Regions from separate parts of the Homo sapiens genome. Here region 1 is linked to region 2. The links are chromatin loops, found by intact Hi-C in ENCODE. Cell type or tissue: PC-9. All regions are shown on one strand. Links, peaks and the distances in the headings refer to the core of each region. The heading gives the core; the rest is flanking DNA.

The links. Hi-C counts contacts between places; a loop is a spot of excess contacts. Peaks named below come from ENCODE experiments on the same cell type or tissue, not always from the same donor. Only the 100,000 strongest peaks of a DNase experiment are listed, where the experiment ranks them.
Region 1: a loop joins it to region 2, with 3.0 times the contacts of the local background. A loop is called at or near these places in 1 of 110 quality-filtered maps.

What each region holds. Positions count from the first base shown.
Region 1 is chr5:79,876,406-79,880,803 of GRCh38, forward strand. All of the region lies in intron 1 of LOC105379048 (a long non-coding RNA gene), which reads left to right. Among named protein-coding and RNA genes, the nearest start is that of LINC01455, 58 kb to the right of the region's middle. In PC-9, for the core only: a CTCF peak has its summit at 2,547; no DNase peak of the experiment used is centred there.
Region 2 is chr5:80,053,329-80,057,726 of GRCh38, forward strand. THBS4 (thrombospondin 4) reads left to right here. Exons shown (of 22, transcript NM_003248.6): 3 at 2,457-2,704. Among named protein-coding and RNA genes, the nearest start is that of THBS4, 20 kb to the left of the region's middle. RefSeq lists a silencer at 1,464-1,664. In PC-9, for the core only: no CTCF peak of the experiment used is centred there; DNase peaks (open chromatin) are centred at 1,573, 2,323 and 2,723; H3K4me3 peaks cover 1,514 bases; H3K27ac peaks cover 2,133 bases.

The DNA.
Region 1 (4,398 bases), core at 306-4,305, 180 kb before region 2:
TGAATGTTGAGTTACATCAACCAATGGTCTCACCACTTAAAGGACATATTCTTAATGACATTCTCAGAAGCTTTGCTTCTAATATCACTTGGACAATACTCTTCTGCCAGGACATATTCCTGTTTATCTCAGCTAATATATATGCTAGTCTCCAAAGCAGCCATCTGTGTAGTTGAAGTGAAGTAGCCAAGAGAATTGAGATTTTAGTGTCTTTAACTTAACTGTGTCTCTCAGACAAATGAGCCAGTTCCCCAGAAATCTGGTCTAGAAACATTGCCAATGCACATTCCAGTGACTTTGAGATGTTAGAAAAACAGACATATCACCTTTCAGGCTGAAATCACTGGGAAGTGCATTTTAAAGCTGGGTTTCCTTCCAGATCCTTAGGTTGTGAATGACACACAGTCTGTGGAAAATTTATGAGATCACCAAGAAGCCGAGGTCTGAAGTGTTCAAGAAGTGTTTAACCACAGATCAAACACAACATTTGCGTGTTTCTGAAAAACAACAACAACAACAAAAAACCACCAAACAGCAAACAAAGGTCTAATGATCAAAATGGTGTCCAACTCAAACCAATATGAGGGGTCTGCTCAGGCCCATATGTAGAGATTCTGAAGATGATGAATTGTAGGAAGAGAAAGGAGAGTAAGACCCTGGCAAGTATGGGAAAATCCAAGAATAATGAGGGGTGCTGCTCGGTCAGTTAAATAACTATCCCTAGAGAAAAATTCCTGGAAGCCGAGAACCTTGGGTTTCAACCCCAATTTACATCTTTTTAGAAAATCATTTGAACTTAACTTTCAAATGATTGACTGCAAAAATTTGTTAGTCAATTTAAAAATATCTATACATGCTTTTATGTGTGTGTGTGTGTGTATGTGTGTGTGTGTGTGTGTGTATTTTTAGTAGAGACGGGATTTCACCACGTTGGCCAGGCTGGTCTTGAACTCCTGGCCTTAAGTGATCCACCCGCCTCGGCCTCCCAAAGTGCTGGGATTACAGGCGTGAGCCACTGTGCCCAACCTACACGTGCTATTAACTTAAAGGCAAATGTAAAGTGTTTTGATGGGCCGCAATGCAGCTTTTTATTCAGAAAATAGCTTTGGGGCAGCTAGTATGTCCAGGGCCCCTGACTGGGCCCTAGAGATGCAGCAGGGAGTAGGACTGCGGTCGCCTCTGCCCTCATGGGACCTAGAGTCTGGTAAGAAGAACAGGCCCAGAATAAGTGATTACATTAATAGCCAGTGGCAATAAGGTTTTGCTGGGAGACATCCAGAGGGTTCTGTAATATCCAGTAAGGGTACTTGATTTATTCCAAAGGGCAAAGATACTCACCCTGAGGAAGTGAGCCTGGGCTGATGCTCAGCATTGTGGATGTAGGGAGAAGAATGTTCCAAGAAAAGGGAGGACTCTCAAGAACCGAAGCTTACAGAATTGCTGAAGCCCAGGATGAGAGGAGGAATCACCAGAGAAGGCTTGAGAGATAGGCAGGGGCAAGACAAAAATATTTAACAGCTGACACGTGGATATAATTTCATAAACTATTACATTTATCTTAAATGTAATTATAAAATGTGTTCCATTTTATTCTCTAAATTTGCTAAATTATAGATATTATTCAATGTCTTCCTTTCCAAGAGATTTAAGTAATACTACAAATTGTTTATAGATGTGATTTTTTTTTTCTTTGATGTAACTGCCACTAGATAAATGATGCCCCTGAGCCATGAGAAAACTTTTCCAATGATTTTCCCATTAAATTGCTGCACATTAAGTAACACGCAGACTCAGGAAGTGGAGAATCCACTTAACTTCAATGGTATTTTTCAAGATGCTTAATTTTCTCTCAGCATCTGCTGAAATAACAGCCATTGCATTAACAAAGTTTCCTAGCGCTTGTAATACTGCCTTAGATTTTTATCTATTCAATATCTTTATATTGACTAAGTCATGAAAATGGTATATTGGAATCACATGCTTGAGTTTCACCTACTCCTTAGGCTAGATGAGAGGCTCTAGTGGGCAATTACGTACTGAGCTGCCAGTTCAGTATTTTGGCTCAGCCCCTCAGGCTGTAGATAACCTCCCTGCACTGCGGTTTTCTCATGCATAAAATGGAAATTATGGTATCTGTGGTGTTCCACTGAATTAATATACATCTAGAATGAACACAGCTGGCGTTCTATTCCCATTAGCTCTCCCCTTTAGTAATAAAATTAATATTGTAAATGCCCAGGACAGATGACCATCAGGTATCCAAGCTCTTCTGATAAATGTAGGAGTAATTCAACAGAGAAGAATTTCTCACTGGTCTCCAGACCATCCTTATGGGTGCCTGTCTTTCTCGAGAGTGCCCATCATTCCTGAACTCTGCCCGGCACCTGACCAGGACCTGTAGGAAGCATATTAATATGCACTTATTTGCTCTTTCAATTTTCACTGGGTACTCTAGGAGCCCAAGTTCGACAAAAGCTGATGTTCCCACATATGGCCAGGTGAGGGCGACTCTGAGGGAGCACTGGCCTGTGGTAGCTGACTACAGCCTGGGAGGGTACCAGAGTCCCTATCAGGGGTAATGTCATCCCTTTACCATGGGATTTGGGAATGCTCTGGTTAAGTGAATTCACTGGGACAAGGCCTAGAGCTTGGTGAGCATAGGGCTTGCCTGCTGAACACCACCACAGTGATCCTCAAGCAAAACCCACCTGGATTGGGAAAACACCAAGACACGGGCATGAGGCAATCCTCTCATGGTGGAAGCCAATGGCAGTGCCTAGAAGTCCATATTTTGGGGGAAACTGATTGGCACAAGCATCAACCAACCAGAGTAGATTCAGCATTCACTCTTTGGTTAATGGGTGGAGAGGAGATAGGGGAAGTAGTTCCAAAGCATAGGAGAATTTTACTATTTAAGCAGCTAGTACCATTAACCATGCAGATAAACACAAGTTGAATGTTAACCTCAGAGCCATATTAATGGCCCTGGATGCATAGGAAGAACATGGACAGCCACAATGGTCTTATGAGATCTGATGTAAGTTTTTGACAGTGTTTTCTGAATACAATATGAAGAACAAGTTGAAGGAAGTCAAGACTGGAGGCAAGGAAACCAGTTGTGATACCTTTCAAGGGTTCAGGTTGGGATATGAGAGATATTTAATGTGTGTAATTCTCAAGACTTGGTGATTAACTAGATGTGGGAGGTAAGAAGGAGAAGGAGTCGTCAAGGATGACTCCTAGGTTTCTTGCTTGGGAATTTAGGCAGATTAGGTCACTATTTTTCTTTTTATTATTTTTTTATTTTATTTTATTGTATATATTTTTTATTATACTTTAAGTTCTAGGGTACATGTGCACAACGTGCAGGTTTGTTACATATGTATACCTGTGCCATGTTGGTGTGCTGCACCCATTAACTCGTCATTTACATTAGGTATATCTCCTAATGCTATCCCTCCCCACTTCCCCCCACCCCACAACAGGCCCTGGTGTGTGATGTTCCCCTTCCTCTGACCAAGTGTTCTCATTGTTCAGTTCCCACCTATGAGTGAGAACATGTGATGTTTGTTTTTTTGTCCTTGCGATAGTTTGCTGAGAATGATGGTTTCCAGCTTCATCCATATCCCTACAAAGGACATGAACTCATCCTTTTTTATGGCTGCATAGTATTCCATGGTGTATATGTAGGTCACCATTTTTCATGCCCCCATAGAAAATCAGGAGACAGGCATGTTTGGAGAGGGGCTGTGTTCAGTCTGGTGTTGGATATGTTCAGTTTGAAGTACCTAAGACCTATCTAAGCAGAGATCCAGTAGGCAGTTGGAGATATGTGTACCACACAGAAAGAGGCCTGGCTGGAGATGATGATTTTGGAATCCTTACATATTGCTGCATGAAATTGCTGAGAGAGAGAGAATACAGGTGAGAAAGGCATGGGTTTGAGTCCAGAGTAACAACAACATGTAAAGAACAGGTAGAAGATAAGGCAGCACAGGGTTAGGTGGAAAACCAAAATATCACACTCTAACAGAAGGCAGGAGAAAGGTGTGTTGGGCATGGTGAATGGGCACTTAGCATCCATTCCTACCTTCTCTGCTGTCTACGTTGTCTTCTTGGACAGCTCAAGACTACTTTCCCCAGATTCCTTTGCAACTACAGGACTGGATGCAAATTAGGTTCAAATTCAAATTTGGGAGAAGATTGCTTTGGGAATGTCAGGAGAGCAGAACCTTCCCATGATCCTTTTGATTATTGCAAGATAAACCATAAAGCCTTTTCTAGAATAGCAACATGGAAATAATGAAGAAAGAAACTGCTCTGACAAAGTGAGTCATCTTCTTTGAGGGCAAGTATGTTGGTACAGAATGTATTATATTTTAAGGGAGGATTTCTTCC
Region 2 (4,398 bases), core at 306-4,305:
ACATATATGTTGTGCCAAGTGTTGATTACAATAAGTATTTCTGAAATGAACATTCTCACCCATACATCTTGGTGCTGCTTTTTTTTTTTTTTCTATAACCCAGGACAGTGCTGAAGTGCTTCTTTTCTTTAATTTCCTCAGTTTTAGTTCCTAGAAGTGGCAATGCTGGGCTGTTGGGTTTACACATGTTTAAGGTTCTGATGCATGTGACTAAATTACCCTCCAGAAAAGTTCTGCTTTAAGTTCTACTTAACGCTTTCCCACCCTGGGACAGCTGAAGACTGGCCAGAGCTTTGCAGCTGCAATGATGTGTTTACCACCTCCCTTATCCAGCAACATTTGCAATTAGCCTCCGACCTTGTTCCTGGGATTGTTTCCGGTGAAAATTAGCCATGCCTGGCTAATTTTTGTATTTTTAGTAGAGACAGGGTTTCACCTTATTGGTCAGGCTGGTCTTGAACTCCTGACCTCGTGATCTGCCCACCTCGGCCTCCCAAAGTGCTGGGTTTGGGAATGGTACCTGTGGATGCACCTAGAGGTGTGTTTAGACACTAGCTGAAATCACTTTGGTCTTTCTAGCAAACCTTAGCCAATGGGCTCCACTCACAAAGGGTCAGCTTCCAAGAGCAGATTTTAGCTCAGGGCCTCTTATGTTCAGGACAATAATGGAGTAAAAAAACAAGGCTGAAAACCAGAAGATATGTGGGCTTAAGCAGATATGTGAATAGCTACCCACATAGGAAAAACAAAACAAAACAAAACAAAAACAAAAACAGAAAATAAGGTGGGAGTCCTTCTTTTACAACCATGGATACCTTTTCTTTTCTTTTCTTTTTTTTTTTTTTTGAGACAGGATCGCTCTTTTGCCCAGGCTGGAGTGCAGTGGTTCGATCATGGCTCACTGCAGCCTCAATCCCCCAGGCTCAAGCAATCCTCCACCTCAGTGTCCCAAGTAGCTGGGACTACAAGTATGTGCCACCACACCTGGCCTTTTTTTTTTTTTTTTTTTTGAAATGGAGTCTTGCTCTGTCACCCAGGCTGGAGTGCAGTGGTGTGATCTTGGCTCACTGCAACCTCCACCTCCCAGGTTCAAGCAATTCTCCTGCCTCAGCCTCCTGAGTAGCTGGGACTATGGGCGAACACCACCATGCCTGGCTAATTTTTGTATTTTTACTAGAGACGGGGTTTCACCATATTGGTCAGGCTGGTCTTGAACTCCTGACCTCATGATCTGCCCACCTCAGCCTCCCAAAGTGCTGGGATTACAGGCGTGAGCCACTGCGCCCAGCCTGGCCAATTTTTTTAAATTTACTTTTTGTAGAGATGAGGTCTCACTATGTTGCCTAGGTTGATTTCAAACTCCTGAACTCAAGCGATTCTCCCACCTCGGCCTCCCAAAGTGCTCGGATTACAGGCATAAGCCTCTGTGCCCAGCCAATACCTCTTATTATCTAACTGAGCATTGTTAAATTCAGGGATGGGTTGCTGAGGGACGATATGACAGATTACACTCGATTTGATGTGTGCTGACTAAGGCCTGTGCATGCCTAGCATTGCTTTAGTCATGGAATGAATCACACTCAGGTTCAGATTCTAGTCCTGCCACTTCCTATGTCCTTGAGCAAGTGCCTTCATTTATCTGAGACTCACTTTCCTTGTCCATAGTTATTCCAATTGCATTTGGTTGCAGTGAGTAGAAATTAAGTATTTAGGCTGGGCACAGTGGCTCACACCTGTAATCCCAGCACTTTGGGAGGCCGAGGCAGGTGGATCGCTTGAGCTCGGGATTTCGAGACCAGCCTGGGCAACATGGCAAAACCCTGTCTCTACAAAAAATATATAAATTAGCTGGGTGTGGTGGCTCACACCTGTGGTCCCAACTACTTAGGAGGCTAAGACAGAAGGATGACTTGAGCCTAGGAGGCAGAGGTTGCAGTGAGCTGAGATCGTCCCACTGCACTGCAGCCTGGGGGACAGAGTGAGATCCTGTCTTTAAAAAAAAAAAAAAGGGAAGAAATCAAGTATTTAAAGCACCTAAGGACAGCCCCCAGCCCCATGGTAGTGCTCAGCAAGTGTTTGGTGAATGAATGGATTCATGCTCTACGCTTATATAGAGTTTACTTTGCTTTCAGATTGGGTTCTGCTTGCTCATTGTACTTATCACTATATGAGAATTGTATTGTTTATTTTCAAATTTGCCACATATTGTCTGTTTCTCCATCAACACAAAACATTCTCAGGAGAAGAGTTGGTTCCCAGTGCCTGAAAACAGTGCCTAGCACACAGAAGATGGTGAATCAATATTTGTGGTTATTTCTCACTCACATTCCGTCCAGCAACCCAGTCTTGTTACCAGGAGGCTGTTCAGCACAGGACACTTATCACACCATTTGTTGACCCTCCACTTCCCCCTCTGCCACTTATCACACCATTGGTTGACCTGTGCTTGCTTCCAGCCATCCTCCGTTACCTGAAGAACGATGGGAAGGTGCATTTGGTGGTTTTCAACAACCTGCAGCTGGCAGACGGAAGGCGGCACAGGATCCTCCTGAGGCTGAGCAATTTGCAGCGAGGGGCCGGCTCCCTAGAGCTCTACCTGGACTGCATCCAGGTGGATTCCGTTCACAATCTCCCCAGGGCCTTTGCTGGCCCCTCCCAGAAACCTGAGACCATTGAATTGAGGACTTTCCAGAGGAAGCCACAGGTAGGAACCCACAAACCATTCTCTGAAGTGGAAAAATGAGCTGCCAGTGCCTAGGGAGTGCAGAGGAGCGTGCTGAGAAATTCCTGCTGCAGGTCAGTGGGTCTAATGCCGCTTGCACATCAGAATCACCTGCGGAGCTTGAAAAGCAAGTGATAGGGGGCTGCCCCTAGGACAAACTGAATCCGAATCTGTCGGGTGGGGCCTAGCATATTTTTATGCTAGGGGCATCAGCATATTTTTAAAATACCAATTCTAATGTGATGCCGAAATTGAGAGCTTGTGCTTTCAATGATAAGTAGAGACTCTGGATACAATTGTAACGTTGGAAAGGAAGGGCAAAAGTAAAAATAACTACCTCAGGGTGATGACATTATCTATTTTCAATTTTCTATAATGAAAATAAAAAAGAATGATTAGAAACTGCCAAGCTTTCATAACAGCATTTTCACAGGTCTTGTCAGAACATCCACTAACAAAAGGGAGCTTAGCTTAGCTGCATTTGGTCTTAAGATACCATCACCTCTGTCTTCTGTTTTACTCCAGGTTGATGGTATTTTTATTATTCTGTCATTGCACCTGCTGTAGAAATTGCCACATACATTTCTTTTAGAATTTTGTGCTAGGCAGTGCTTTGTTTTCTATAAAGAACTAGTATTCTTTGTCCTTTCCAATAATGTATAACTGGTTAAAGTTCCTGAATTTCATCCGCTATATAAGCCAATGTCAAATCAGTAACTATGTTCTTCTGTAATGGTCCATATTATTTTTGTCTGCTACCTCTCAATCCTCACTTTCCATTTGTTAATTCATTATATTAATATATGCTTTAGTTACAAGCTACTCTGAGCCCTTTGTACAGAGAAGCAGGGTGTAAGCAATAATTTCCATTGCAAGTAGGAATGCTGTGCAGTTTTAGATAGTAATATAAAAACTATGAATCTGATCCTAGAAGTTTTGCCCTTGAACAACAGGAAGCATTTTTAATCAGAAATTCCAAGAAAGCTAAAATCCGAGGTTTTTGGGGATTTTTGTTTTTCAGTCATATATAGAGAGATTTTTAATGTAGATTTACATATGGAAAAAAATTAATAGAAAGATATGCTAAACTCTCTTTCTGCATCCCCATAGTAGCGCATGTAATCAGAATGACAGTCAGAAATTGTGTCACTGCTTATTTCAGAAATTAGTGTTCACCACCAAATAAGTCAATTTCTAAAAGTCAGGACTCACCCCTGACAAAGTCATCAGAAACTGTACTTACTGGAATTTTCTCAGAAGCTCTACCTCCTTAGACCATGGTAGTGATCACAGTGGCTCAGTCTCATAATCACCTACTCACTCATTCAGTCAGTCAACAAATGGGCACATTCTAGGCATTAGTGCTACCATGGTGGGCAAAGCCAGTCATTTTCCTGACTCTGCGGAGATTATAGTCTGATGTCCAATACAATATGTGTTAAATAGCACATGTTGCCTAAATCTTAGCTAAATCAAAAAGCAGAATTCCTCTGAAAATCCTTAGCTGTGCTCATTTCTAAAATAAGGATGATGACTTCACTTTGGCAGTTAACATAAATGTTTTGTTGTATATAGATATAATAAAGGTGATTGCAAGCAGCATTCACAAGATAAAAGGGCAAGGACATTGACTTTTTGACTAACAATGAATAATATCAACCCGTAATATAAAAATA